Regions from separate parts of the Homo sapiens genome. Here region 1 is linked to region 2. A link is a loop called in an ENCODE intact Hi-C map of the cell type or tissue named here. Cell type or tissue: endothelial cell of umbilical vein. All regions are shown on one strand. Links, peaks and the distances in the headings refer to the core of each region. The heading gives the core; the rest is flanking DNA. Region 1 overlaps LAPTM4A-DT (LAPTM4A divergent transcript). Region 2 holds the start of MIR4757 (microRNA 4757).

Region 1 (11,723 bases), core at 1,993-9,992, 750 kb after region 2:
GCTGCGCCCGGGGTCTAGCAAAGCCCTGGTTCCTCCAGTGAGACCCAAAGCATCTCCTGAAGGAAGGTCTCTTAAACGACCCTCAGAATCGGATTTCGCTCTGCATCGAGTTTTCTGAAACTTGAAGATCAAATGCTGAGGTTACAAATGCTTTCCATTATTTTCTTCATGGTTTTCTAGATTTTAAAACATTGCTCTAGCCAGGGTGTTTTCCCAGCCCCCACGTCCATGGCACCCCCAGTCTCTTCTCTGCACATCTGGATTTCCTACGGGGTTTCACTGGTGTCCAGGGCCGTCACCCAAAGGTGCCTGGCCTGGAGTAAGCAGAGGCTGGAACACAGCCTGAGCCTGGAACACAGCCTGAGCCCTGCTTGTCAAGTTCTGCTTCTGACCAGCGGAGGGGGGCCCAGACTGGGTGCCTATTTCTAATTCCTGGAAAGGTATGTGCCCGCCGAGGCCCAGCTGGTGTCCCCCTCTAGATGAAGTCACCTGCTGGGGCCACCACGACCCACCTGGGGCCCGCTGCCAGATCCCACCAGCCTCTGCCGCCTTTGCCCGGTGCCACTGCCACTGCCCCAGGTCACCACCATGATGATGAACCAGGCTCCCCATGAGGTGCCATAGCGGCACTATGTTGTCTGGGGTCTTCCAAGCCACGTTGTTACAGGAAAATGCTACACTTCCCAGATGGTTTCAAAGTGCAAGCTGCAATAACTCACAGAGCTTTGGTGAAGTCACTCATTCTATTTTAACTCAACTATGGAACTAACTCTACTGTTGAAGGCATGAGGGCGCCGGGCGGGGGAATGAACCAGAGTGGTGGCCATTCTGTGGGCCTTCCAACATTCCTCATCTTCGAGATTTGTCAGTAAGGGATTCTTACTGATTCAGACTTGGGTCTGGGTCCTCTTTGTGAAGATACACTTTGTGTCCTCAAATTTGAATGTTTTCCCAGAAAGCTCTTGTGTCCCCAAGACAGATTTCTGGTGGCCTCCCCATCACTGAGCCAGGCAGGCCCACACATGCCTGCCCCAGGCTTAGGGTGGGGCGTGCTCCATCAGAAAGAACAGGTCGATCTTCTTTCCTTCTTCCCTTCCTTCCAGGTTACACAGCGACATGCAAAGTCCTCCCCAGTATGGACCACATTGAAGCAGGTGTGAGGCAGACACCAGGGCTTCCCAGCCACCAGGCTTCTTTGGCCACTTTTTCGTCTTGTCCTGGTAGAAGGTGGCCATGAATCCAAGCACCCCTTCCAGCCTCACGAGATGAATTAATTAGCCTAAACTGTTTGTGGTAATTCCTTTCCCCTTGTGAGCAATTTGGCACTTTTTGGCACCCAGTCTCTGGTGTGACCTCGCCATCCTCATTGGCACAGCCACCCTGGGAACAAAAGCCATCCTCACGTGTCGCTGAGATCCCAGCCATGTGCACACTCAGCCCAGGTAGGCTGCAAGGGCAGAAGCCTCTGAGACCCACTGACTCTTAGCCTTAATTCTTCCAAATCAACTTTAATTTGCCCCAAATCCCCACACACCAGGACTGTGCCCAGGCTGTGGGGGTCTTACACAGCGTGAAAACTTCAGGAACTTCCTGCTGTCATCAGTTACTGGTCTTCCTATTTACCGTTTGGACAACCACAGACTGAAGGAATCTGAAATGGACCCGTCGGGTCAGTGGCTCTGAGCCACTGTGGGAATGTCTGGCAAGGCTGGAAGCCCTGGGGTCTAAGGTCCAGGGGGCCAAGGTGCACCTGGGCTGGCCTTTTGTTCACAGGCTTCCCTGTGATCTCCCTCCAGCCTGGGAGAAAAAAAAAAATCTCTCTTCCATGCTCCTCTCAAAGGCACCCCCTGCAGGACATCCACACGGTCTCTCTGGGAGCTTGGGCTTTTATTAAAGACACAGCAAGCCTGCCTTGCCAAAATCCCTCAGACAAGGCCATGCCAAGGGCTGGCGACCTCCTGGTAATGTGAGAAGACACCAGAAGAACACGTACTCCTTTTTCAATTAACTGTCCCCCCATCTTTCCGAGGAAATCTGACTCCTGTACCAAGCTTGCCTTCTAAACAGGTTGAGAGCCTAGAAGCCAAGGGACAGGGCTGTGAGGGGAAAGACTGGGCCCAGCCAGTGAGTGGGGGGCAGCCTGGGAGGAGCATGTTGGCAGCATGAGCCCAGCAGGGAAAGAAGGCCTCTGGCCTCTGTCCTGAATGGCAGGAGGAAGTCACCGTCGGCCACCCTCACAGCCCAGGGTTGGGGCTTCTGGAGTGACTGATATCACCCCACGTATGAATCTGGCCCTGATGCCAAGGACTGTGATTCAACAAGGCAACTGGGGCCATACACAGGGGTGCTGGGCCCTGTAGGAGACAGTGGCAAGGCCCTGCTCTCAGGCTCCTGGGTCCCAGTGGGGAGGCAGCCTCATGCATGGATCCTTAGCCCGTGAGGAGCAGGATGGCTGCAATAAGGAGGAGGAAGCCTGAACAGCTGATTCCTCCTTGGGCGGTGGGTGGGGTTGGCTCTGTGGGATCTGAGAAGGCTTCTTGGGAGAGGTTGGGTTTAAGTTAGGACCTTGAGACAGGCAGGAGGAAGCCATTCTAGAGAAAGGTGGCAGTTTCTGGGAGGGGTTTATAATTGAAGCTGGGGCATCAGGGGTATGTCAGAAGAAGGAGGGGCAGTGGAAAATAAGCTTGTAAAAACAGCTTGAGGCCAAACCACAAAGAACACTGAATGCCTGGGGAGGGGGAGTTTAGTTTGAATTTTTATTGTTTATGCATGGTCATAGTTTAAGGATCCCTGCCCCCAGTCTCAGATTTTGCCTTTTCCTGCTTCCCAAGCTTTCAGCTGGTTCTTTTAGTATTTACCTTCATAGCTGTAAATATTATGCTTAGATTACTATTTGATTTTTCTACTTATAATGTCATTCGTTGAGTTTCTGCTACAGAAGATGAGATGTTTATGTATAGTGAGAGCAGTATACATAAACATACTTCCTATCCCTTCAAATAGAGTTACATTATAATTTTAGTTCATTAATAGTTTGCATTACATTATTATTACTACATCAACAATACTCACAGCTGAATCATATAGTAGACCATGGTAACCTTTTGCTTGCTTATTTTGTACTTTTCCTGAAATTAATCATTACCTTGTTGTTTGCTTCTTTGTTTTAGTTTGTTTAAGTTTCTAAGTACTTATTACTAATGAAACCCCAAAGTTTTTGTCAAGTATAGACATCTCCTTTCAGGCTGTTCAGAAAGCCTGTGGTGTCCTACCAACTTCACCCTCCTGGGAAGCTCTTCTGAACCCTAGAGTCCTGTGCATAACCATTTGGGAAAATCCCTTCATCTCTCTCCTGGGTTAAGGTCCCCTTGCCTTCTTCCTCATTTCACCCCTATGTTTTGATAGAGCACATCCCCCAGTAGCTTTCTGAGAAAAGGTGCATTTGGGGCCGTGATACTTGAATACCTGGAAAAGTCTTTTCTACCCTTGCAGTTGATTGATAGGTTGGCTGGGTATAGGTTTTAGGTTAGAAATCATTTTCCTTTAGAATTTTGAAAACACTGCTCCATTGCTTTAAAAAATGTTGCAACTGAGAAACATAAAGCCAGCTTGATTTCTGTCTCCTTTGTATGTGATGGGATTTTTTTTTTCTGTTCTTCTGGGAGCTTTTACATCTTCTCTTTGTCCCCAGTGTTGTGAAATTTCACAATAACCGACCTTGCTGTAGGTCTCTTCATCCATTGTGCTGGAATGGGCCCTTTTAATGTGGAAACTTGTCCCTCTTGTCTGGGACATTTTCTTGAAATATTTCCTTGACAATTTCTCTGACAGTAGGTATTTTTTTCCACCCTTTGAATATAGATGGAAATACCATTTTCCCCAGAATGTAACCAGATCTTGTCGTTCTAGAATGTAGCCAGGGAAGCAAAGGCATCCAGCTAAGTTTGCCTGTGGTAGGAGTCAGAGCGTAAGCTTACTTTGGAAAGGGAGTTCTGCGGTCCACTTTCTGCCTCCGCTGAAGGCCTTCATGTCGATGAAGTGCCTGGGAGGTCCTAAGTCTCATCTTATTAGAGAAACTGCTCCTGAACAGCCTAAGATGTCACCCCATGCATCAGTTCATAGTCTCTTACTCTGCTTGATTTTACTTGCCACATCATAGGTGCTCAATGCTCATTGTTTGTCAAATTGAATTATTTGGGACACAATTTTCCCGTCTGTAAAATGAAGGTGCTGGACTAGAATTCTAAAAGTCCCAGTAGCTCCAATGTCCAACAACTATGCTTATGTCACTGTGTTGGAAAATGACTTATAAAAGGGAATGAAATAGTCTCTGTAAATATGTTTCTCTGCCCACATTTAATGAATTGTCTACCACAATGAGGGGGAGTCCTATTTGTGGGAGCCTGTGTCCATCCTACTGAGTCAGTGGTTGATGGGGGTGGGGTCCTGGCTGCTGAAGAGCCAACTGGGACCGCAGAGGCCCCTCTGAGAGCCCTCAGGCTGCCAGACACAAAGCCTGTACCACCTTCAGGATCTGAGCAAACTCAGTGAGGCTGGACCAGTGAGGAAAACGCCCTCCGTCTAGAAGAACAAGTTACTCCTTCCCCTTCTAGAGGCCCTGGGAGTTGTCCTAGGCTGTTCTTACCCTGGCCCCTTCCCACTTTAATCTAACCGATGACCAAGCCTCCTCCATCTGCTCCTAGGGTTTCTCACCCACCCACCCTCTGCCCTCCATTCTCATAGCCTACCTCAGATGGCTTTCATCATCTTTTATCTGGCCCCTGTCAACTGCCTCCTAACTCCCATCCCTCCACTTAGTTTGTGCTCTAAAACATTCTCCTGGCTAGGCCTGGTGGCTCACACCTGTAATCCTAGCACTTTGGGAGGCCACGGTGGGAGGATCTCTTGAGTCCAGGAGTTTGAGACCAACCTGGGCAATGTAGTAAGATCCCATCTCTATGAAACACTAAAAAAAATAGCCTGGCATGGTGGCACATGCCTACAGTTCCAGTTACTCAGGAGGCTGAGGTGGGAGGATGGCTTCAGCCCAGGGAGTTGAGGCTGCACTGAGCCATGATTGTGCCACTGCACTCCAGCCTGGGCAAGAGAGAGAGACTTTGTCTCAATCGATCAATCAATCAAACATTCTCACCAGTCACCAGATACACCCTTCCAAGGCACAAAACAGACTGTGCCCTTTCCCTGTCAAAAACCTTCCACTGCCCGGCTGGGCGCGGTGGATCACGCCTGTAATCCCAGCACTTTGGGAGGCCGAGGCGGGTGGATCACGAGGTCAGGAGATCGAGACCATCCTGGCTAACACGGTGAAACACTGTCTCTACTAAAAATACAAAAAAATTAGCTGGGCTTGGTGGCAGGCGCCTGTAGTCCCAGCTACTCAGGAGGCTGAGGTAGGAGAATGGCGTGAACCCGGGAGGTGGAGCTTGCAGTGAGCCGAGATCGCGCCACTGCACTCCAGCCTGGGCGACAGAGCCAGACTCTGTCTCAAAAAAAAAAAAAAAACAACAAAAAACAAAAAACAAACAAACAAAAAAAACACCTTCCACTGCCCCCGCCAATAGGAGAGAGAAAAGAATTCCATAAACACCCGTACTTCATACTTCAGTATCATGGCAGACAGCGCCCACCGCACGGTTGTGCCACCTGAGTCCCATAACAGCTCTCTGACCCAGGCAGAAGTCCCCTTTGAAAGATGAGAAGCTGTGGCTCCAGGGGACACATGACTGGCCTAAGGGCACTCAGGAGGCCTCCTGGAAGCTGGGTCCCTTACCTCCAGCCAGGGACCCTCCCAGTGCCCATCCCCTCCCCTAATTACCTCTAAAGACCCAGTCTGGTTACTTGCTATGAACCAGTCTCAGGCATTGGGAACCACAGGGATGGGCCAGAGACACACACAAACCAAGAAAACATCTTTGTGGTATCACAAAGCAAAGTGTGAGATGTCAGCCGGAACCAGGAGTGGCCAGCCTGGACGGTTGCCACTATGGAGGTCCCCGGAGTAAATGTCCGCCTACCCTCACTAGGACCCGTGGGAGGCCAGTGTTCCAGCGGCCACTTCAGGAGACACAGGGTCAAAGGGCTGATGTGTCTTTCTGTGATTCCGTCCTGAGGGGCCAGAGGGGTGTGACCAGGGAGTGCCTGCCCCAGCACATAGGATGCCCCAGTGTGGAGTCCTTAAATGAGCAGGCAGCACGTGTTTACTGGAACCCATATTGAGCCAGAGAAACACAAGAGAGGTAAAAATTATATCATTGTAAACAAGAAACCAAAGTTGCTTTTCGTTAATGAGGTGAATAAAACTGACATTTGCATCAGTCATCTTGCATCCAGCACAAGAAACCTGCCCGTGGGTAAGGCCGCCCTCTTGCGTCGCTGCCTTGTAATGTCAACTCGTCTTAGCCGCATCTGCCCCTTCTCCCTGCGTGCAGGTCAGCACTTGGTACGTTCCTAGGGAAACACCAGGCTTCAGTTGGCTCCTTGGGGCAGGGGCAGCAGCCGCCCAAGCCGGGCTACAGCTACTCTATCCGAACCAGTTTGTTCCTTGACACTTTTTACATGTTTACGCTCTCAAAAATTATTGAGGATCCCAATATGTTTATGTGGCTAATATCTACTGAGTTATACCATACTGGCAACTAACACTGATAATTTTAATATTTATTTAAAAATTTCATTTTATAATATAACTTTTTCTTTTTCCTTTTCTTTTTATTATTTTTTTCTTTTTTTGAGACGGAGTCTCGCTCTGTCACTCAGGCTGGAGTGCAGTGGCACAATCTCGGCTCACTGCAACCCCTGCCTCCTGGGTTCAAACAATTCTTGTGCCTCAGCCTCCATCTCATGCCTCCTCAGCTGGCACTACAGGCGCCACCACACCTGGCTAATTTGTTTGTATTTTTAGTAGAGACGGGGTTTCATCATGTTGGCCAGACTGGTCTTGAACTCCTGACCTCAGGTGATCCACTCGCCTCAGCTTCCCAAAGTGCTGGGATTACAGATGTGAGCCACTGCGCCCAGCCAGTATAACATTTTAATAAAAATAACTAGTTTTTTTTTAATGTACAGAAAGTGGCATTATTTTATACTTTTGCAACCCTCCCTTTAAGACCTGGATTAGTAGAAGACAACTGATTTTCACATTTGCTTCTAAACGCAATCTCTCGCCGTATCATATCATGTAGCCTCTGGAATACTCCGCTGTACACCTGAGACAGAATGAAAGTGGAAAGGGCAAATAACGTGTTTGTATGGTTACATATTTTTATTTTTTCCAATCTGAATAGCAATCAGTTTATATTGTTATGAAAACAAGTTTGATCTTGGGACGCTCTGTCTTGAAAGTCGTGGGAATGCCCAAGCAGCCCCAGACCACTTTGAGCACTGCTGAATTAAGAATATGGTCATGTGACATCGGGCACGGTGGCTCACGCCTGTCATCCCAGTACTTTGGGAGGCCGAGGTGGGTGGATCACCTGAGGTCAGGAGTTCGAGATCAGCCTGGCCAACATGTTGAAACTCCATCTCTACTAAAAATACAAAAAAAAAAAAAAAAAAGCCGGGCATGGTGGTGGGCGCCTATAATCCCAGCTACTCTGGAGGCTGAGGCAGGAGAATCTCTTGAACCTGGGAGGCGGAGATTACAGTGAGCCGAGATTGTGCCACTGCACTCCAGTCTGGGCAACAAGAGCGAAACTCCATCTCAAAAAAAAAAAAAAAGAAAAGAAAAAAAGGATATGGTCATGTGAGCCTCAAGTCTGGGTGTAAATCTAGAACCAAAAAAAGGGAAAGTTTCAGTGTCTATCTTCAGCATCCAAGTCCCTTTTTTTTTTTTTTTTTTTTTTTTTTTTTTGCCTATCCAAAGAACCTAAATTGCCTGAGACGGGCAGGGTTCATGCTCCTGCAATGCTGTGTGCGCAGGAGAAGGGAGGAAACACCCCCCTCCTCACTCTGTCAGGTGAGGTCCTGACCTGCAGGCCTATCACAGGCAGGAGGGTGAGCTGTTCCAGGCAGGCATTCCAGCCATCTCTCGCTGGCCTAGCACGTTTCAGAAGATCACTCACCCATCTTCCTGCTCAGCCACTGCCTAGAGACTGCTCTCGGCAGCTCTAACATTGTCATTTCAGGTTACTCTCGACCTCCTGAGCAAACTGGGGACAGCCACTCTTTCCTCTAAAACAAGAAAGCTGAGAAAAATGTCTTCTTTGTCCTAAGAAACAAATCCGTCCCTGATCCAACTCTTGCCATCCAAAACCACTGCTGAGAGGGCTTGGCCTGGACCCCCTTGCTCTTTACCCTCCTGGGCTCCCTTGGCACTTGTGTGGCTCGTTGGGATTTGAGGAATCACTCATTTTGCGTAGTCGACAGTGGTCTTCAATGCCTCACCCCGCAGAGAAATCTCTAGTGATGGAGATCTAAGACCAATGGAAGAGCCACCAATGGGTACATTTTAGGGCAGGAGGCTTTGGGGCGTGTTCACAGCCATCCTCATTCCATGACAGTGTTGGTTGAGGTGTACGGGAAGGAGGTGATCGGTAGTGATACCCTGGCAAATGGGGTTTTGGGGTCCGACTGGTGTGGTCCTGAGACAGCCACTAACCAGCTGTGTGACCTTGGGAAGCTCTCTTTGTTCTTTCTCAACTTCAGTTTCTTCATCAGTAAAACTGGACTAATAGAACCTACCTTCCCAGTTGTGATGACATTGAGAGATATGAAAGGCCCTGAGGCACTGGCCAAGGACTCAAGAGACCTGAGGCCTTAACCCCAGCTATTTCATGTCCTGATTATGTGTGACTAGGACAAGTCCCTTTCATCAAGACACTGCCTTCAGTGTTTATCTGTACTCTGTCTAGTTACATATCATCTCTGTTCTCCTATCGCCCTTGCCCCAGCCATCATCATCTGTTGTCGTAATTACTACAGGAAATTGTAACTCATTTCCTGGCTTCTGCCCTAGCCCTCCAGCCCTGACTACTCTCCGTGTAGTGACCAAAATTAACTCTAAGTCAGATCATGGGATGTCTCTGCTTAAAACCCTCTAACGTATCTCAGCTCACTCAGAACAAAATTCAAGTTCTCATAGTGAGTGGCCTTATAGGCCCTACAAAATCTGTCCTGTCCCCTCTCTGACTTCACTTTCTACTCCCACCCCTACTCTGCATGCCCCATAATGCCAGCCACACTGGTTCCCTTCTGTTTCTTCAACATGCTAGGCATCCTCTGACCTCACGACCTTTGCACTTATTGTTCTACTGCCTGGAACCTCTCCCCAAAATGTTACATGACTTGCTTCCTCATTTCCTTCAGACCTTTGCTCAAAAGTCACCTTTCAGAGAGACTTTCCCTGGACACCTTTTCTAAAACAACATTCCATCCATCAGTTACTGGCATCTTACTTTGCTTGATTTTACTTGCCACGTCATAGGTGCTCAAGGCTTATTAACTTGGGTTGCATTGGGCTACCTGGGCTATAACTTCTCCATCTTTAAAATAAGAGAGTTGGACTGAAATTCGTAGAGCCCTGCTAGCTCTAAAGTTCCATAATGCTGCTTACGTCTCTGTGCTGGAAAGCGACTTATAAACGAAAACAAAATAGTGTCTGTAATTGTGTTTGTCTGCCTACATTGAATGAATTACTTAACACGATTAGGAAGGTTCCCGTTACTGTCTCCTGATTCAGCTGAACATCACAGGAGCCTGAAACCTCAATGCAGGTTCTTCGGATGAACAAAGAAACAGAACCCGAATGCCAAAGATAGCCTCTGTTTAAAAAACATTTAGATTCTAGATCTGTACCCGGACCTGTGGCTCACATGACCATATTCTGAATTCAACAGTTCTCAAAGTGGTCTGGTGCCCCTTAGGGTACCAAGAACTCCTTCAGGAGGTCCTAAAGTCAAGACAGAGGCTACACATTGGTTCACCTCTTCCTGGACTCTGACAGCAGCCCCCAACTCCTTTCCTTGATTCCTGTCCCTTTGCCTCCATTGGGACAGCCAGAAGGATCTTTATAAAATGCTGCCTGACCTCTCTGTGCTCCGCCTTAAAGCATGCCAAGTACTTCCCAAGGCTTTCTTGGCATTTCCATGGACACACACTCAGGGCATGGCAGAAAGAAAGGTGTTCCTTGTCAAACTAAATAACAGGAAGATTCTAAAAGAAAATGATGTTTATTTGGGAATAGACATTGCCATGGGCATATGAATATAGTTTACTGTGATACTCATATTCCCATTGCAATGCCCATTCCTCAGTAAACATGATTTTCTTTTGTGGATTCTTCCTATTTGTTATTTAGTTTGACATAATGGTGTCAGAAGTGGGATTACATAATTGTTTTGAGACAATTGTCCTTAGCTACAAGGATTAGTAACAAGGATGGTGAGCTGAGTGTGGTGGCTCACACCAATAATCCCAGCACTTTGGGAGGCCAAGGTGGGAGGATTGCTTGAGCCCCGGAGTTCAAGACCAGCCTGGGGAACATAATAAGACCTCATCTCTACAAACAAATTTTTAAAAATTAGTCTGGTATGATGGTCCCAGCCACTCAGGAGGCTAAGACAGGAGGACTGCTTGAGCCCAGGAGTTCAAGGCTGTAGTGAGCTATGATCACACCACTACACTCTGCCTGGGCAACAGAGCAAGACCTTGTCTAAAAAAACGAAAAAAGAAGAAGAAGGAGAAGGAGAAGGAGAAAGAAGGAGAAGGAGAAGGAGAAGGAGAAGGAGAAGGAGAAGGAGAAGGAGAAGAAGAAGAAGAAGAAGAAGAAGAAGAAGAAGACGACGACAACGGTGGTGAGGGGGATGGTACCAGTCTGAGGTTCGACAGGCAGTTGATGGGCAGATTTTCATACAGAAGTATTTTTTTGGTAAGGCTGTTTTGGCCTTTATGCAAGATTGTGAAGTTGGTGAGTCTTTTGTGATAGTTGTTGTTATAAGGTATTTGTGCATGACAACCCTCCCTTCATGGGCTTCCCTAGCTCTATTTGTCTGAGTTTTTAACATAAGTAACTCCATCCTGATTCTGACAACTTCCACGTTTCCCCCTTTTGATCAAGATCTTTCTCCAAAAGCACTGCTGATCAATATTCCTGTAGTTAGATTTTGATTGTCCCCCAGTGCTGGGACCTGTCCCAGTTTGGCTTGGTCTGGTCCCACCAAGACCAGTTGTGATTAGCAGCTAGGAGTCAGTGTCAAAACCCTTTCAGCCACATTGGAGCAATTAAGTTCTGGAGGGAGTGACCCTCAGGCTAAGTCTACCTAGAATCTATTGTTAATTTCAGTTTTATCTGTTCTGTAGGCATTTGTTATCATCTCAAAGTATAGGCCAGCATTATTTGTTAGGAGTTGTACTTCTGCAAAAATTTAACAAGTAACAAATAAAAATGTAAAAGGAAAATATCAAGTAAAATAATAGTCTCAATTGGTGTAGTAGTTTTGAGTCATGAACTAGACCCAAAGGCAACCAATGAATAAATGAAATGATTATGGGGAATTAGGTGAGACTTGTAACCATGTGGCCTGTTTTTCTTTTAAACTTTGCGTATATGAGTCTCAACTTTTCCAGAGGAATTTATCCAAGTACAGCATGTAGTATTAGCAATAGTACAGACATTTATTTAATCAATAAAGAATATAGAGCAGTTTTATCATCTAGTATCCCATGACTGGGTTGAATTAAAACAGTGAGCAACAGTTGTATTAGGG
Region 2 (11,723 bases), core at 2,472-10,471:
AGCCACCGAAAATCCAAAGGAAGCAATGCCTCAGGTGAGCAGCCAAGGCCCAGGAGTGGTGAGAAGGGTGGTGAGGGTAAAGAGCCTAATGAATTTTGTGGGACATATAAACTGGGATCTTGGTCAGGTGTGACCGAAGTTGCTGTATTTATTATATTATTAAAAAGGTAAGTGATGTTACTGATTGAGACTTTAAGCTAAGTAAACATATTAAACATTCAAGAGTAAGCACTAAAGAAATTAAGCGAAAGCTTATCATTTTATTCAGAGGAAGTCAGAAAAGGGGCATTAAAACAGTTGGACAACTAGAAACATAAAGTGAGATGGTAGAAGATAACAGCAATATAGACATCACAATAAATGTAAATAGCTTAAACAGTCATACATGTATATGTGTGTACATATATATAATTTTTGTATATATGTATATATAATTTATATATCTTTGATGGAACTACAATAAGAAAATGACAGTTCCACCATCACGGCGGGAGTTTTTAATACACACTAAAGTGTCAGTTAGGAATTAACAGGTAAAGAAATCAAGACATTAAAGATTCTGGATATTAGTCCTTTGTCAGATGAGTAGGTTGCGAAAATTTTCTCCCATTTTGTAGGTTGCCTGTTCACTCTGATGGTAGTTTCTTTTGCTGTGCAGAAGCTCTTTAGTTTAATTAGATTCCATTTGTCAATTTTGGCTTTTGTTGCCATTGCTTTTGGTGTTTTAGACATGAAGTCCTTGCCCATGCCTATGTCCTGAATGGTAATGCCTAGGTTTTCTTCTAGGGTTTTTATGGTTTTAGGTCTAACGTTTAAGTCTTTAATCCATCTTGAATTAATTTTTGTATAAGGTGTAAGGAAGGGATCCAGTTTCAGCTTTCTACATATGGCTAGCCAGTTTTCCCAGCACCATTTATTAAAAAGAATATAGAAGATATGAACATTATAATTAAAAATATGGATCTTATGGATACATAGATCCCTCTGCTAATAATAACTCTTCTAGTATTTCCACCCATCTTAGAGTGTCCATGCTCAACTATTTCAGTGTCCAATGATCTCTCCAACGATAAGGTCATGGAGACTATTCCTTTTGGCTACAGCACAACACATGCTCTGGTCCTTGGCCTACCGTACACCAACAGGGAAATGCTATGTGTACTGTGAGATACCAAAGCAATTCTGAGCTCCGACTGCAAAGACATTCAGTTCTGGACCCAGGTTAATTAAGAAGTGGACCAAATGCCCAAGCAAATTTCAATATTTAAGGCAAAACCCAAATTCTCTGGAAGTTCATTTTCCCCCTCTGGTTGTCAGGAAGCTAAAGAGTCTAGCCATTCCTTCCCCATCTCCACTGGCTTTCTTCCATGCCCCCTATAAAGTTTATCATCTCATGCAACTGTCTACCTACAGGATCCAAGTGGTACCCACTCCTGCAAATGATAGAAAGAAATCCACCCCTTCCCTTGTCATGACAAAAACTCCTTATCTTATCTCACTAGCAAAAAAAGTTGAAACCAAACATTTAAAATGTATTAATTACGCTTTATACATCCCCAGAGACAGCTGTGCTGATGAGAGCCAACTCAGTGTTTGGAAAAGGGAAACAAAAACTTTCAACTCATTCATCCCTCCATCCCATTTTGGGGGGTTAATCCTTTCATATTCTAATCTCTGGAGCTGGAACTAGACTTAGCCAGGAAAAATGACCAAAAAAAATGGCAGCAAATTGCCAGGACTGGGTGACTGGGTGAGAGGACCATTCCTGCAGAAGTCCACATAAAGAACATTGTGTGGCCACTTTTTCTTTAGACTAGGATGCTCTAACACAAGTCAAAGAAAACAAATGGGTCAGGCATGGTGCCTCACGCCTGTAATCCCAGCACTTTGGGAGGCCAAGGTGGGAGGATCACTTGAGACCAGGAGTTCAAGACCAGTCTAAGCAACATAGCAAGAGCTCGTCTCTACACAAAAAAAGTAGAAAAAATTACCAGACGTGGTGGCACACACCTGTAGCCTTGCTACTCAGGAGGCTGAGGTGGGAGGACTGCTTGAGTCGGGGAGGTTGAGGATGCAATGAGTCCTGATCGCACCGCTGCAATCCAGCCTAGGCAACTGAGGGAGAACTTGTTTCAATCAATCAATCATAAGAAAACACAAATCCACAAGGAAGCTTTCACTCTGCAAGCCTGTGTTTAAGCACTTCCCTATCTTTGCAGTCACACTTGCCACATACGTACATAGGCTCCTTCCCCAGCTCCACACCTCAGTCGCCATAGGTTGTTTTTTAACTCCCTGGGTTCCACAAACGTGTGGTGAGTAGCGCTCTGACATAGGGCCATGACACATCATCCCAACCAAACATAACAATTTGTGAACTGATTAATCCATTGCTCCCTACGTCATTGAAAAAAGGCTTTTTGCCGGGGGTTTCAAGAAGTCCACCAGTTCAGTGATATTCTTCCTCTCTCATTTCATTTCAGGATGCCTCTGTTATAATAAAGATGGGGGTGGTATCTCCTGGGAATACAGTAGGTTGGGAGGCAGGCTACGTCAAAATGCTGAGAGGCATTTCTAAGCATCATCATCATCAACATTTACAAGGCCTTCATACATGCCAAAGTTGTTCTACAACACATTAGGGTAGTTTTTGGTTCAAGCAGTGAATACATTATTGGCAAAATGTGTATTACTTTTAACTCTACACAAAGTGAATGAGGTAGGTAGGAAAAGCCCTACCCCCATTATAGGAAGAAAACTGAGGCTAGTGAAGCACAGGGACTTCCCCAAAACTTGTGCTTGTCAGAAAAACCTAGAGCTGGGTCTTCTGGCCCTTCCCCTCAATGAAAGCACAGCTTCGAATTCTTTCTCTGCCACTGACATGAGATTTGTCTCCAACCTAGCATCTCAAGTCCGTAATGAATTTTTCATCTGAAACATATGCCAACTGGGCCCAACTACCAACTGGGCTCTAGAGACGGCCCAGGAAGTCGGGATGAACGGGTGGAGTGGGACACCAGGGCGTTCCACCGGGCTGAAGACCGTCTGAGAGCTCTACCTCAGAGAGGCTGCCCAAAAGAGCTGGGACCGCAGCGAACTTTCTGGCCTTGGGTAGGACCCGCCGCGCCACCCTCGCCAGCTCAGATCCCAGGGGCCTCTGTAGGACCGCGGCGCTGGACTGGGCACTCCAAGTCAAGGGCTCCAGCCCGCATTAGCCAAGCGCCACCCACTTTCTCGTCTGCATTTTCTGCCCACACATACGCCAACGGCTGGATGCGCCCGCCGGGCCAGTGTGCCCCTGAGTTTGTGATCCCCAAAAGCAAAACACTGAACTCCGCGACGATTTCCACGCACCGCCGTCAGCTTCCGGACTCCGGCACCAGCAGCACTGGCCTGCGAGTTCCTTTTGCGCCTGCGCGTGGCGCTTGCGCAGTGGGAGAGGAGGGCGGGGCCGCAGTGGGCGCGGCCATAGTGGGCGCAGAAGTGGGTGGGATGAGTACGCCGCGGCAACTGCTGCCCTGAAACCCCGCGGGCAGGGAGACCACTCTAAACCACTGATTCAAGAAGAGGACGCTGCAGGGCACCGCCCTTCACTCAGGACAGCTGCCAACGCTTCGGGTCTGCGGATCGTGTTAGTGGAGACGAACCGATTCGTGGCGCCTGCCTGGGCCGATTCGCGGGGCGGGGCGGGGCGGGGCTGAGAGGTGTGGATATGTTAGCCCGAGGCGGGGCCCATCTGTGACGTCACGAAGTTACGTAATGGAATGCCTCTGTGGACCTCATTCAAGCCTTGTGTTCCAGCCCGAGGCCTCTGTGACGTCACGGTGTCTGCGGGAGGAGACCATGACGTCACAGAGGCTTCGCGCTCTGAGAGGTGGGACGGGACTCTTTTGAGCCGGCTATGGGGACACCAAGATTCTAGGGGATTTAGGATATCAGGTCCTCAGGTTCTGGGAGCTGAGGTCACGTCAGGGAGTCCCAGAGCATCACATTGCGTCCCTCCCCACAATGTGAGCAGTGAATTCCGCGGCAAGGAAGTACGCGGGAAAACATTTTTTAGTGGGTCCCTAACCCCTAACTACACTCTGGAAATAGGGGGTAGAACCTGAAACACTCTCTCCCAGGAAGAAGCTCCTGCAAGCTGTTCTTTTCCCTGGAAGCACCTGATATCTTACCGGAGACAGCATCTGGCAGTTCCGGGCTGTGCCCAGGGTCTCTGGCACCTTCCGCCCTCCCTGCCCAAGAGGCTGTCCTAGGCCAGATAGCTTCCCCAGCCGTACACAAAAACTTCAGGCCTAGCAGCTTTGAGAAGGGCCCCAGCTGAACTCCACCTGGCCAGCACCATCGGCCTCTTTTTCTCCTGAAAAATAGCCCCAGCAACGCTGAGCGCCACACAGTCACTGGGACCAGCGAAGCTTATTGTGATGGGGGTCTGGAGAGGAGACAAGAGCTGGGACTTTCTAGAGATGCATTGGGGGAAAAATTGGGGCAGGCAAGGAAACCCACCCAACATTTCTGACCCTCTCAATTGCACTTTTTGTGCAACCCACACTGAGTATGAGCAGGAAACTGGGGCACTAGTTTCCAACCACATCAACCAACCACATCACCTGGGAATTGTAGCCTGGATAGGGTCGGATGGCCCACAGGCCCAGCCGGCCTTTCCACCTGTAGTTACTGTTTCTGCACAGTCTATGAATCACTAGAACAAGCTGCAGGGAGACGTGATCTCTGAGTCCACCGGGATAACAGCAAACATCAGTAGAGCAAATAGGGGCATTCTGAGAGGGCCAGGGAGTTGCTGCGCATCATCCTGTCCCACCCTCCATTCCCCATCCCCAATTTAAAATTCTGCACTGGAAATCTGTTATTTTGAGGATGCACACTTGATACTGACATTCAGTTGCAGACCTTGGACTGGGTGGGTTTTCACAGTGCTGGAGGTGGGGTGACCCAAAAAGGATTAACGTGGCTGGCAAACCTCCCCATTTCACCGCATTTGTAGCTTCCTGAGGCCCCGGGAACTGCAGAGGCTCGATCTTCAGGGAGGTGGAATGATGTGTTCTGGGAGGTGGAGGGATGTCAGGGGCTAGGGAAGAGCAGCCATAGACAACCCCAAGGATAGCATCCCAGAAAGAGCCAAGGGACTAGGAAGGGCACCCTGTGTGTGTGTGTGTTCACCCATGCACTCTGGTTGTTTTGGAGCAACCATGGCCCGCAGCCTCCTGGGGCTTCATAAAGAAACCAAGGAAGATTCTGCAGTTGACCCTAGTACAAGCTATGGTCAGGCACAAACCACACCACAACCTGCGTGCGCCGCTTGGGCGCAGACCGTCTACACCACCCGCAAACCTACTGGCTAGCCCCACTTCCACGCACTCAGAGGCCCCAGTTCTCAGGAATGGGGGCATAATCCTGGGCCGCGCGCGACCTTGTGAACTGCTTGGAAGAAGGATTGGGATAGTGCCCAACTAATGAAGATCCCTCAGACCAGACCAGACTCAGCAGCGCCCTGCCCCTCATCCACAGTGGGTCCTGGGGCCAGTCAAGATTTTGGGACCAAACACATAGATGCTTGGTGGTTTCGCGAGGTTGCGGGCAAGACCCCTTGAGGTGCCAAGTCCTGGGCCGCCCCTCCAGGGCTGGCCAGCAGGGGGCAGCGTGGCTCTGAGCGTGGAGGCCAGGGCTGGTCCGCGCCGGCAGGGCCAGCCTCCAGTGCCCAGTTGGGTTCCCGGGCCTCGAAGTTCTAGCCCGCACAGGACTCAGGAGCGTTCCCGGAGGAGGTGGGGATGGGGTGGTGAAAGCCCAGAGCGTTTTAACTTCTGCATCCCCTGCCGCTTTCTCAGCCAGCAGGGCCCGGCTTGAGGCTGGGATTTTTGGTGCCTGCAGCAGGGAAGCTTATAGTCCAGTTGTCATCCGCGGCCGCCGCGCTCCGGGCGCTGAAGCTGGAGAGGCCATCCTGCGCTTGGGAAAGGCCGCGGGCGCCACCGCCTGCGCGGTCCCGCGGTCAGGGCGCTGGAGCTGGGGGGAGCCCCGCCTTGCCCCAAGGAGAAGAGCCCCGGCGGCCTGGCTTCTAACTGTGGGAAAACTAGACACCCCAGGGAAGGTTCAGCTTATGGAAGGCGGACTCGAATTTTTCCTCCTAAGCGTCCCGGGCCTCCCAGGGCGCCCGCCCCCACCATTCCTGACAAGGCTTTAAAATTGTAGGGAATCTTCGCGGGTGCAGAGCCTCGATCCTAGGAGGGGACAAGTCCCAAGCAGAGAATTGTGTCTGAGGGACCCTAAGGGAGGGAGTGATGTTGGTTTGGGGTTCCGGGGAGGCAGCGGTCATTGTGTATTTGCACCCGAGTGTTGAGACCCGGGGAACGGGAAATATTACAGCTCTGAGGCTCTGTGAGGGCGGGTCCTTCCCACCCCAAAGCCAGAGGCCAGGAGGGAGGCCTTCGGTTAGGGTGGGGAAAGACATTCTCTTCTCTTCTTGCACCCTAAGCGATCTCAGCACCCAGAGACGCTGTCTCAGCACCCAGAGACTCTGGGATTTCTCACGGGCGGTTTTCTGCCTTCAGGCTTAGGTTCTTCGTAAACTCACAGCACTTTAGCGGTGAGGAGTGGGAAGGCTGAGACCCTATCCCTGAGGCGGAGGAGAAAAGTAGGAAAATCAATACATGGTGGGGCGGAGGCAGACCTAACCGGGAGAGAGGACGTTGCTCCACACATCTCAGCCCTGTCATCCTAATAAGACGGGGTGGTAGGAGGGGGACACGCTGGCGTCCAGCAGAGAAACCTGGTCCTCTCAAAGAGAGGACCCAACCGGTTTCCTGCGTTTAGGAGGGAAATTACCCATCCTGCAATGCCTGTAAAATAACCGTTTATTTAATAGTTAAAAAAAAAAAAAACTCCAGTGATAAATGTCCGTTACCGATGGTCAGCATAAAGTGCCAATCGCAATATAACGCCCGGCTCTTGGCTGGCTGCTCCCTCGCAGTGTCGCGGCAGCGGAGGCCGGGCCCCCTGCAGACCCCAGGCCCGAGGTCCCCGTCCCGCTCTCCTAGTCCCGGAGCCCACGGCCGCCAGCTGAGCTGCAAGAGCTGGGAGGGGGCTGCCCCGCGGTCCCTAGGGCAGGAGGCTGAAGCAGATACAGGGATTACACTTTTGCAGGCTCCGGGGGTGGGGGCAGGGGCGGGAGGAGGAGGTGGGAGCTGCCAGTGCTAAGGACTTCGTTGCCTCTCCTCTCTCCACTCACTCTCCGCAGTCAGAGTTACAAGCTTATATGGTCAAAGACAAAAATAAAAAAGAAAACGTATAAAATAACAATAGAAAAAGTAATACTTCTGGGAGAGGCGCCGCTGCGGCTCCGCGGAGCTTTCGTTCTTTTTTTAATGCAGTTTCCCTTCCGCCACGTGAGTACCGCCTTTTGGCCAAGAGTTTAGCCGCGTCCTAGGGGAGCAGCAGGGACGGTCGGGGTCGCGGCCCCGGGCGGGGCTCTGAAGTGCCGCGTGCGCCAGGGACCCAGGGGACAATGTTGGAGAGGTGGAAGGTCCCGAGCGAGCGCCTCTCCCGCTGCCCGCCAGAGTCAGGCTTCTGGTCCCTATGGAGGAGAGGGCCGCTGGGCCTAGGGTCCTTGTGACCCACAGGTTCTATTTAGCATTTGATCTTGGAGGTTTTGAGCTCCTTCACCTGTGAGTGTAGCGTCTTGTGGACAGCGAGAGTCCTGGACTGGCAGAATCCTTTCCCACACTCTTGACACTTGAAGGGCTTCTCTTTGGAGTGAATATATCTGAGGGCAGAAACAGAGAGTTCATCCTTGCAAAATGATGCAATGTTATAAACAGTTGCCCAAGATCCCCTCCCACTGCTGTGGGGCACTTGCCCTCAAAGGAAAAGTGTATAGTCAGGTACCAAGTGTGGATGGGACAAAATGTTAATTGGGGATGGAGTGGGGAGGTAAAGGAGATGCTTTAGCAAAGTCTGATCCTTAAACAGGTTCAGCCACCTGTTTAAGGTGCCTTCCTGGTGGGCAGGAGGGGCAAACTTGGCCTCCTTATAAGGTCAACACTGAAGATGAGTAAAGGGAGCTGGGGTCGGACAATTTGCTCGACCTGCGCTGTCGAAGATGGTAGCCGCTAGCATGTGTGCTTATTAAAATTAAAATTACTTAAAATTAAATAAAACTAAATTAGTTTCTCAGACATTTCAAATACTTAACTGTCACATGTGTCACATGTCACACCCCTGAGGATGGAGGAAGTGGGGCAGAGGAAGCTGTGTGCTTGTCTGGAGCTCACGGAGACCTCACTTAATCTTGGGTCCTCTTTATTCCCACATTTCCTGAACCCATGCTCCAAAACCTATCCCTGGATCTCCTAGGCTTTCCTTCTTGATTTTAAAGAATTCCCTGAAGCTCCAGAGGCTTGGAGCCAGTAGGGGGTCTCAAGAACCTCGTTAGGGAGAAAGATGGTGAGGCCAGAGGCAGAGAGCTCTCTCTTGCGCCACCCGCAGTGCCGCACCTGTGGTCTCGCAGGTGGTCTTGCCTCCGGAAGGCTTTGTGGCAGATGTCACAGGTGTAGGGCCGCTCGTCGGTGTGCGTCCGCTCATGGATAAGTAGGTTGTAGGACTTGGTGAAGTGGCGGCCACAGAACTTGCAGACGAATTCCTTCTTGGTCTTGGAAGGCAGACGTCCCCTTGTGGGCTTCTTTTCTGGAGACAGCTTGGTCACGTCGAGGAGGGCACCCAGCCCACCTGCAGGGGAGCCTGGGCCCTCCCCGCGACCGAGCTTGGCCGGATCTTCTTGCGTTGCTGCCAAGGCCAGGTTGGCAAAATCAAAGCGCGGCTTGGTCTTGAGCGCTGGAACGCTGCCTCCAGCGGTGATCTCGGGCTTGGGTTGAATGACATGAGGGAACCAGGGAAAGGCGGGCAGCTGGAAGCGCGCATCCACCAAGCTGGACACCGTGCCCGGCACTTTGGAGAAAGAAGAGCGCGGCAAGTGCATGGCCGGGTAGCCCAGCGTCCACTGATGCAGGTGCACAGCGTGCAACGCGCTGAAACCATACAGGTTGGGCAGATGGTCCGAAGGCACTGTGGGCAGGCCGTTCACTGCCTGAAGGAAGGAGTAGTTGGTGAGCTGCAGGGAAGGGTGGATAGGCACCGGCGCCGGCAAGGTTTTGCTGCCCATTTCGGTAGTTGCAGTGGCTTCTCAATCCGGATCTGCAAAGAAAAGAAGAAGGCAGGGGCGTGGAGAGGAATAAAGAAGTTCAGGGTGGGTCGCCTTCCTCCTGAATTCCAGCCGAGCCACACCCTCTCCTCACACCCAGCGCAGGAGCTAAGAGTCTAAGACCCCATTCCCAAAACCCACTGCCCTCACAAAGAGGGTGGGAATGTAAGACGCAGGGGAGCCCTCTTTTCAGAACCCTCCTTGGTCTAAGGGCTCCCTCCAAATGGCGTCTGGCAGAGCCACACAACTTGATAGAGGGAAGGGCCTACTGTATGCAAGACACTGAGAAAGGAACAAGCAAAGGGAAACTGCCTGTCCTGTAGAAATTGACATCCAGGTAAGCCCGGGTCAACACAGAATCACAATCTCCTGCAAAGATAACAGGAGCTGGGGAACATACTTACACATTTATTTGCAGATAAACACAGAATTGCACACGTGGATTCAGACATTCTGAGGCAGAATTGACAAGGTGCAAAGACTGGGACAACCAATGTTTTATAGTACAACACTGGCTTTAAAAAAATGCAGGAACCCCTGAATCTCACACACACACACACACACACACACACACACACACGGGATCACATTGCACCCATGAAGAGCCTCACAGACAACACACATACACAGGCGCACAAATGCATGCACCTCCTGGCTCCCATTCATTAAGGTCTTCTGGCTGACCTTCGATTTGGCTTCCAGAAGCCCTGTCATCTTTCTCCTCAAAACCCTCAACTTTGACCTTAAATCTGCTTCCCTGCCTTAGTGTAAGTGAAACCTGTTGGCTCCACTCTCTCTGCAGCTGCTTGTGGACTGACTCTCTGCCTTGCCTTAGCCCTCGGGGACCACTTTGCTTTCAAGGAGGTTGCTAATATCCACATTCATTTACTCTGTCAAACAACTGCAGTCACAAACAAGGGGGTGTTAGTGCCCTCACTCCCCCAAAGAAAAAGGGAGCTGAGTCTTTGGGTTGTCAGCATGTTCTTGTGTGTTGTGAGCCCTGGGCAGGTGGGTATGCCTATGGGCAAGAACACTGAGGCCAGGCCTCCATTCCTGTGGTCTATGTACCTCCAAGTGCAAGGTTGGAGAGCTTGAGCAAGGCCAGAGGAAAGCCACACTGAAGTGACCAGGGGTTGGCATCTCCAGACCTCCTTGGCCATGGTCTCCAGCCTCCGTGGAGACATCTGAGCTCTGCAAAATGCTTTTCATCTCTACCTCCCAGACACTCCTAATTTAGATGTGTCCAGTGGAGGAAAGAACAGGGTGAGCAAAGTCTAAACTGTCAGGGAGCCTTGGGAAGCCCAAGCACTGAACTCCTGGCTCTTAGCTTGGGGCTACTTAAGAAGTCATTGTCACAGCAGGGTCCGTGGGACTCCCTTCTCTCTTGCCTAGCTTCAATCCCCTGCTGTTGACTTCTTCCTTTACCCTTCATTACTCTCCTCTTCCTAGGTCCTTTCCTCTAACATGGAGCAATTCCCCTTCCCTGGGATGCACTGGCCTCTGCTCTGCTCCCTAGTTTGGCGTGCCCCCTCCCCAGGTTGAGCTGACCCTCAGCCCAGGGCAAGGCCCAGGCATAGACTCCTCTGCCTTTCGCTGCAGCGAGGCTTTCAAAGCCTGGCTCTGTCCAGGGATGTGCAGTGCCTTTTCCCAGGAGGTATGAGGGCAATGTTGACCCAGGAAAACCTTTTCTCCTGGAAGCTGGCACGGGGGCCACTGGCTGTGTGGTGGGACCTAAGGAAAGAGGCCTTCCTGGGAATGGGGTGTAAAAACACCACGAGCTGGCCGTGATTTGCCTGCGCAGTTTAAATTAGCACTCGGATAAAAACCGTTGCAATGAATTTAGCCTCAGGGCAAGAGGAGGCATATTATCTGCGTGATCTGGCCTCTGAAGCAGAGCGCTGGTGCCGCTGGCAGCGCCGTGGCTTCAGCAACGGTCATCTCTACTGCGCCAAGCTCGGGTCGTGCCCGGGACAAATTGAGACTATCCCAGAGCTCGGACACAAGGAGAAGTAAATTTCAAATTGGGCCAGAGAGGAAGCTGAGACCCATTTGGGTTGGGGAAGGGGAAGGAGGAGAAGCCTGTCTAACTTCAAAGGTCGGCCTGGACTTAGGAGGGATGAGCGCTCTTTGAATTGCTGTCACCTCTTCTTCCCTTCCAGGCGCTGGAAATCAGATCCTTATCTCCGGGTCCCGGACCCCGCTGGGCGCCGCGGAGGCCTCCCCCTGCTCCTCTGGGTGCTTGGCCTATCCAAGGCCAAGCCAGCGGCCGTGGCTGTGGGACTCTGGCCTGCACACTGTCCCGAACCCGCTCCGTGCCTGGGTGGGAGAAACCACCAACCTCGCTAGGCCTTTCCTCGCCTTCTTCCTTAGAGCCAAGACCGGAGCCGTCTTGGGCTCCGTAGGGGGTGCCGGGAAGGGGGAGTGCTTGCAGCTATAATGGTTCCTGGGAGCCAACCTTTCCGGGCTATCTGCCCGATCTTGTTTTCCCCAACACTACATTTATTTTCTTCCG

Evidence for each region. Peaks named below come from ENCODE experiments on the same cell type or tissue, not always from the same donor. Only the 100,000 strongest peaks of a DNase experiment are listed, where the experiment ranks them.
Region 1: it touches region 2 in a loop (13-fold over the local background); 3 of 110 quality-filtered maps call a loop at or near these places.

What each region holds. Positions count from the first base shown.
Region 1 is chr2:20,091,969-20,103,691 of GRCh38, forward strand. All of the region lies in intron 2 of LAPTM4A-DT (LAPTM4A divergent transcript), which reads left to right. Among named protein-coding and RNA genes, the nearest start is that of LAPTM4A-DT, 46 kb to the left of the region's middle. RefSeq lists an enhancer at 1-291. In endothelial cell of umbilical vein, for the core only: a CTCF peak has its summit at 6,392 (motif pointing left); a DNase peak (open chromatin) is centred at 6,373.
Region 2 is chr2:19,344,634-19,356,356 of GRCh38, forward strand. It overlaps OSR1 (odd-skipped related transcription factor 1), which reads right to left. Exons shown (of 3, transcript NM_145260.3): 2 at 8,508-9,204; 3 at 6,852-7,777. The coding sequence starts at 9,172. The coding sequence ends at 7,642. MIR4757 (microRNA 4757) reads left to right here and starts at 3,796; the gene lies at 3,796-3,872. RefSeq lists enhancers at 2,894-2,953, 3,104-3,373, 3,424-3,553, 5,877-5,946, 10,738-11,703 and 1 more. In endothelial cell of umbilical vein, for the core only: a CTCF peak has its summit at 5,643 (motif pointing right); DNase peaks (open chromatin) are centred at 3,438, 3,708 and 5,698; H3K4me3 peaks cover 1,178 bases; H3K27ac peaks cover 1,017 bases; H3K27me3 peaks cover 3,991 bases.